2 separate regions of the Homo sapiens genome follow, and region 2 is linked to region 1. Evidence: read pairs that join two places in POLR2A ChIA-PET (ENCODE). Cell type or tissue: PC-9. All regions are shown on one strand. Each heading gives the region's core, and the rest is flanking DNA. Links, peaks and the distances in the headings are about the cores only.

Region 1 (4,404 bases), core at 1,065-3,564:
AAACATTTGTCAAATGTACAGTTTCCTTTGTGGTTATACAGAGAGTACTGACTATGACATGCACACGAAGAGTGTTCTCACCAAAGCAGTGATACTCTTTTTTTGGTCCATGATTAAAGACATACATAAAAATAGAGGGGTGTTCTAACTGATTCAAAATCCTTCTTAAAAGATACCCCAAATTAATGATGAGAAATTAAAGGTAAACCCTTAAGTAATCACTGGATTTTTGAGAAGCATCTTCAAAGATAATTAAAGCACAGTCTCTTACTTTAGAAATTAGGAATGAAGAGGTTAAGTCCCATAGCCCATTAACAAAAAACCAAGGCTTTCGTAGCAAACAGGACAGATTCAAATCCTGCTCCGTCATGTATCAGCTGTGTGACATTGGGCAAATTACTTAACCACTGACTCTCAGTTTCTTCACCCATAAAATGTGTATAATAATACCTACTTTAGAGTTGTTGTGATAAGAAAACAGATAAAACCTTTTTGAATAAGCACTCAATATATGGTAATTATTATTACTCTATTTTTGGCAGAATTTATATCTTGTGATTTTTACTTCTATTCTCTATTGTACCATGCTGCCTGAGATAATTAATGCCTTAGTGATTATCTTTCTCATGATAATTAAGTTCAGTTGTATTTTTTCAAGTGTTACGACAATTTAATTATATAGAAATTGAAGTGGGATGTTTTCTATGGAACATCTCTACCCACAGAACAATTTGTGCACGTTAATATTGGTAGAACCTGTTTACTCACTTTGGAAAGGGCACAAGCTACATTCTATAAATAGGCTTTTGCTGAGTGAGTTGACGATTTAAGATTCACTTATAACTGTCTTCCTGTGTCCAGTATTACATGTTGTTGTGTTAATGCATATCATTACATATGCAGTATTGAAAGTCTGCTGTTTTTGCCTGTCTAGTATATATACCATATATTCTACTTGATTTAACTTTGGGGAAACCATACTTTACCTGCTTTTAGTCCACGTGTTGGTTGAAGATGTCTCCATTCCCCAGCTCCAAGCCTGCCCAATAAGAACATTTCATTTTCTTTCTTTTTTTTTTTGAGATAGTCTCGCTCTGTTGCCCAGGCTGGAGTGCCATGGCATGATCTCGGCTCACTGCAACCTCTGCCTCCCGGGTTCAAGCGATTCTCCTGCCTCAGCCTCCTGAGTAGCTAGGATTACAGGCACCTGCCACCACACCTAGCTAATTTTCGTATTTTTAGTAGAGATGGGGCTTCACCATGTTGGCCAGGCTGGTCTCGAACTCCTGACCTCAGGTTATCCACCCACCTCAGCCTCCCAAATTGCTGGGAGTACCGGTGTGAGCCACCACACCCGGCTGAACATTTCATTTTCTTGGGAACGTAAATGTAACTCAAGACAGGCCAATGAAAGCTCTAGCCAAGACTTTTACTGCAACTATTGAAAAAGAGACAGGTTTTTTCTGTGTTGTTTTTGTTTTTGCTTGAGAAAAAAACAAACAAACTGTAGTTAGATAGCTGGTGAGTTGTAGGCCATCATATTACTAGGGGGGAAAGCTTGCTAAGAACAAAGCCAACATAAAGTAAAGCCAAGAAATGGATAGAGACGGTTTCATTGACATAATTTAAGTACTCAGATATAGCTAGCATATCTACTTTTGGTCTTTTTCATAACGTAAGCCAATAAATTCCTATTTTCCAAAATCTAGTAGGAGTTGGATTTTTGTCACTTGAAACCAAGAATTCTGACTATAGATGATGATAATAATAATAGCTACCACTAATCAGAATTCACCCATCTGCTAGATATTGTGGTAAGCACTTTACACATTCAGCCAGGGACTAGTAGCTTGGAGATTCCCACTCTAGCAACTGACAGAGAAATGCCTTGGGCATATACACAGTTTTTCAGACTGCCAGGGATGACAGTGATGTCACTTTAAAGCCTGGTTTCCAAGGAGTAAGGGGTCAGAATAGTTTATTGTTCAATTGGTTTCAGTCAGATGTTGAATTTAAGCCCCTTGTGCCATTGAGGCTATTGTCCTGTGTTGATGGGTCTATGTACAGCATGGAGAATGCTTTCAAGTCTACCCCGTATCCTACCATAATTGCTCCTGAGAGGGTGCAGCCTAGCACATGAGCCCTGCTTTCTCGAATTCTCACAGTTGACTTTGATCCCAGGAAGGCTCTTCTTGGCTCCTTCCTTGGTTCTCTCTTTAAAACTTCTGGCTGCTGTGTTGTTTTGACGGTGCCACTAGTAATATGTTTTGATATATTATGGAGCTATCAGCCTCCTATTAATTGCTCTTCACCAAGATCTGTATTGCTTTCAACAACAAACTTAGCCCGGAAAGTTCTCCATTCCCTTTCCCAAGTAAACAAAGTCCTCTCAGGGAAATCTATGGAGCTCTTCACTCACCGGCTTCAGCCACCCAAAGTGCTGGGATTACAGGCGTGAGTCACCGTGCCCAGCCAGATCTGCCTTTCCTCCTGGGCAGGGCTCCTGCACCATTGCACCATTCCCTGGGGTGACACCCTGCTGTAAAATTAGACACTTGAGGTTGGGGAGCAGCCCCTGGTTTTCTGGGTTACCTCTCCTGGGAGGGAACCTCTGCCCTACAGTGAGTGCAGGGAGGGGAAGGTGGGCCTCCGTGTTCTGGACTTGCTGTGCCTCGCTTAGAGACTGGTTAGGGGAAGAGAGACTTGGTTGTCTCAGCTATACCTACCTGGAATTGAGATTCCACAACATGGAGCTAGGAGGAGGAGGGGCAGAGAGCTGAAAAACACCAGAGGCCTACTCCTCCAGGGTGAAACTGCAGCCTGAGATTTAGTATATTTTCTTGAATGAATAATTCTCTATTTGCTGTATACCTTGAGGATGGTTCTTGGAGACTTTAAAAGACTTTTATTTTGTTTTGCTCCATAATTTTCAACAGTTAAATTGCTGCTTTGCTGAGGAGACAGTCTGCTGAATTCCTTACCTCATTGTTCTGGAAGCCCTACCTTGGTTATTTCTGGACATTACTTTTGATGGTGAACTGTGAGACAACTTCTGTGAGGCTGAATCAGAGGACGCTGTATGGTAGGTAGCTAGTTCTCTGGAATCAGTCCTGGGACCGTGAGCACCTTCAAGAGTGTTTATTATTCTTCACATGTACTGTGATCAAACTCTCAGTATAAAAGTTTGACTTATAAGGATCCATTTAATCAGGCAGTTCTTACTAACATTAAAAAAAGGCTTTAAATATATATTTGAAGTTAAATGAATTTTAAAATGGCTCCCTTTTTCTCCTTCTTCACTATCCTTTCACACATATCATTAAGTGGGCAATTTTCCATCATTGTGCAGTAGCCTACCATGTACTTTAGCTGGTAATTAACTCATTTTTTCATTAAGCCTAAAGAAAGTTAACCAGAAACCCAAATCTCAGAATAGTCAGTCCTGTTTTTTCCTTAGTTGCTTTCAATACATTAAATGTCACACTCAAACCTATTTTTTAGAAAAACTTTTAGCACAATTAAAATACTTTCTATCATTATTTATAACTCTCTGGGGAAGTTCTTAAAAAATGTAGAAATATAAAAAGTAAATCAAGAATGCTCTGTAAACATTAAAATGGTCTCCTCCTTCTATGGCCCACATTAAATCTCTGGCAGGGCTGGGCATAGTGGCTCACACCTATAATCTCAGCACTTTGGGAGGCCAAGGTGGGCAGATCATTTGAGTTCAGGAGTGCAAGACCAGCCTGGGCAACATAGTGAGACCCTGACTCTACAAAAAAATACAGAAGTTAGCGGGGTATGGTGGTGTGTGCCTGTAGTCCCAGCTGCTCAGGAGGCTGAGGTAGGAAAATAGCTTCAGCCCAGGAGGCAGAGGCTGCAGTGAACCAAGATCGCACCACTGCACTCCAGCCTGGGTGACAAGGCCAGACCTTGCCTCAAAACAAACACAAAATATCTGGCAGCCCAGAAAGAAAAAAACAGCAAATAAATAAACATATTAACGCATAAATGAACAAATAAAACTATGTTGTCATTTATATTCAGCATAACATTTATAATTATTTGGCTTTAAAAACACTTTAGAACCAATTCAACAAACATTTTTTCTGGTACCTATAAAGTATTAGATAAGTAATATTACATCCTTAACTTTGAGAAGCTAACAATCTAGTGTGGAGGTTAACATTTATAAACAAATACATATATTTTAAGGCAAAATGTGATCAACATTTAAGAGCTGCAAAATGCTTGGCATTTAGTTCAAAAAAGGTCAATTTGGTCATAAACTAAATCAAAAGAATTGGCAAAAAACCCACTAATGCACTGCTTTCAAATATTTAAATGATGTTTTTAAAAATGATATGGTGTGTTTAACTGCTTCTGTATTATTATATAAAAGGA
Region 2 (2,500 bases), core at 1-2,500, 750 kb before region 1:
GGGTTTCACCATGTTGGCCAGGCTGGTCTTGAACTCCTGACCTCGTGATCCCCACGCCTCGGCCTCCCAAAGTGCTGGGATTACAGGCGTGAGCCACTGCGCCAGCCAGCTCACATCTTTTAGAGATGTTTCAAGAAATCTAAAAGGCCCTTAGTTTTAAAATGTCAGTATATCTTCACCTTTTTAATTAACTTTAAAATCATTTTTATATATCATTCTTCATTTTTTACACTGAGACTTATAGAATTATCTTCCAAGTCATTAAAGCAGAGGTGCGACTAAAGTGTTTCACAACTGGAAGAATTATTATTTTAAAATCTGTGCTGAATTTCAGAGATCATTTCCTTCTGGTTTGAATCAAATTCCAAGAATCTGGGCGTTTTATTATATTCCTTTCCAAATTCCTCCTTCCTCTCTATTCCAATATCTAAAACTTAACAACATAGTAAAAGTGACCAATACTATTTTTTACAACTTTACTCAAGAGATTGCTTAATGTTAATATTTTAGTTCCCATTTTGTTCATTTCACTGTTCAAATTTCAGCACTTGGCCCTTTGGGAGTACTTAAAATGAACATTCTAATTTTAGAGCAGTCATGAATTTTTTGCTTAATATCTAATTCATATTTGCAAAAGACAGTCTTTCTTTCTTTTCAAAAATATCTAGCTCATGTTATTTTTCCCCAATTTTATGTATCACTTGAGCTTGTTATTTTGGGGGATTTCATTAGACAGGTGCTCATTAAAAAAAAAAAATACAGCAACATTTAGCTTTATAATCAGCCTCATTTTGAAAGGAATTCCACAGTATAGAGCTTAACATTTTAGTTAGCAGATTAAGTACCCACTACATACAGCACTCTACTAGGGCAAATGTTTTACCATTATATTTGAAAAAGGCAATGAAACAACAACATTAAAAACACTTTAAAATAACTCTTCAATTTTATCCCTTAGAGCAATTTTTAAAGTATTGGAATATAAATGTATTTAATTTCACTGATGTCTAGTTTAGTGCTATGTGTTGAGTGGGATTAGCTTTGAATCTAGTGCTACTAAATGTCAAAATATAAAAATGTTAAAGATAGAATAATGTGTCCACTACGGTATGCTGATTGATGAAACTGCACCTCTATTTTGGAAGTACATATCTTGTGACATTTAAATCTACACGTCTAATAATAAATTCAAGGTATTTTTTGTAGCTAGAAAAAAAATCCTAGCATTATGTAAGATATTATCTTTTCTTTTAAGACACAGTAAAAACAACTTATCTTTTATAATAATAGAAACAGAGGAGATAACCTAAAATAAGAACTTTATTTCCTCTTCTACTGTAGCTTGGGTTTTGCTAGGTTGGTATCAGTGACAAGGAATATTAGAGAGTCATTTTCAATTAAAGCTGTTTTTCAGGTTTTGACCATAGTTAAATAGGTTAAATACAACACTGAGATTGAATTGTCTACACTGATTATTACATCAAGCTTCTAGGACCTTCCTTTTCATATTCAAATAAGCTCTATATGAAATCTTTGCTCAAAATAACTGACTTACCCCATCTTTGACTCTGTCACACAAGGCTAAACAGTCTATGCTACTATCACAAATATTTCCTAGCAGAACTACATTATTGAATATGCACTGTAGTATCTTTAAATCAAATCCCCTGTCTTTTACTTCTTTGTATCATTTTTCTACAGTCTTGAGAACATTGCTGAAGGTAAAAGTTTCTCAACATTCAGCCTAGTTGGGCTAAATCAGATGAACAGGATTTCATCGTTGGTAAATATTCCTTGTCAATTATTTTGTTAAATGCGGCCCATGTGGATAGTAAAAAAACCCAGTCACAGATTGAATGCAACACCATGAGCCATATATAGGACCCTTGGGCTACATGAAAAGGAGAATTGAACAACCACTTAAGAAAATTAGAGAGGTTAGTGTGAGGAAAAGTAAAGTGCAGCTCAATACAGATATACTCAAAAAATGCTTTCTGTCCTAAAAACTCTTAAAGAAAGAGCCAGTCTCCCCTCTCTAAATCTGCAGTGAAAGGAAACCAAAGGTTCTAGAAACTGGTGTATGTGGGCACACCTAAGACGAGTTAGAGTAGCCCTACAATTTCAAGAATTACAATATTTGAATCAAAAGGAACTTTAGAAGTTATCCAGTTCTACTTCTTCATTTAACAACTCAGGAAATAGGTCCAAAGATGTTAGTCAGTTGTTCGAGGCCATAATGCTAAACAGCACTGGAGCTGGTTACCAGCATCAGAAACTTCTTTCAGACCAGAGTTTTATTCCATCTGGTACCTGTCAGTTGTCAGTTCCCAGAAAAACATATTCAAAGACAAATGAATTAAAGCCTAATTATTATAAATTCTAAGTAGTATCCACAGAAGATCATGCTATTTGACATTTGACAATGAAAAAGTAATAAACTTTTCTTAGCAGCCATGATAACAAACATTTAAACACAGGAAAAAATAGTGGATAATGCAAA

What was found. Peaks named below come from ENCODE experiments on the same cell type or tissue, not always from the same donor. Only the 100,000 strongest peaks of a DNase experiment are listed, where the experiment ranks them.
Region 2: POLR2A ChIA-PET joins it to region 1 with 6 read pairs; 2 of 35 experiments call an interaction of 5 or more read pairs at or near these places.

What each region holds. Positions count from the first base shown.
Region 1 is chr4:112,172,442-112,176,845 of GRCh38, reverse strand. The region is part of intron 1 of FAM241A (family with sequence similarity 241 member A); the gene reads right to left. Among named protein-coding and RNA genes, the nearest start is that of FAM241A, 29 kb to the right of the region's middle. In PC-9, for the core only: no CTCF peak of the experiment used is centred there; a DNase peak (open chromatin) is centred at 2,515; H3K27ac peaks cover 1,695 bases.
Region 2 is chr4:112,921,696-112,924,195 of GRCh38, reverse strand. It overlaps a transcript of ANK2 not described here. Among named protein-coding and RNA genes, the nearest start is that of ANK2-AS1, 120 kb to the left of the region's middle. In PC-9, for the core only: no CTCF peak of the experiment used is centred there; no DNase peak of the experiment used is centred there.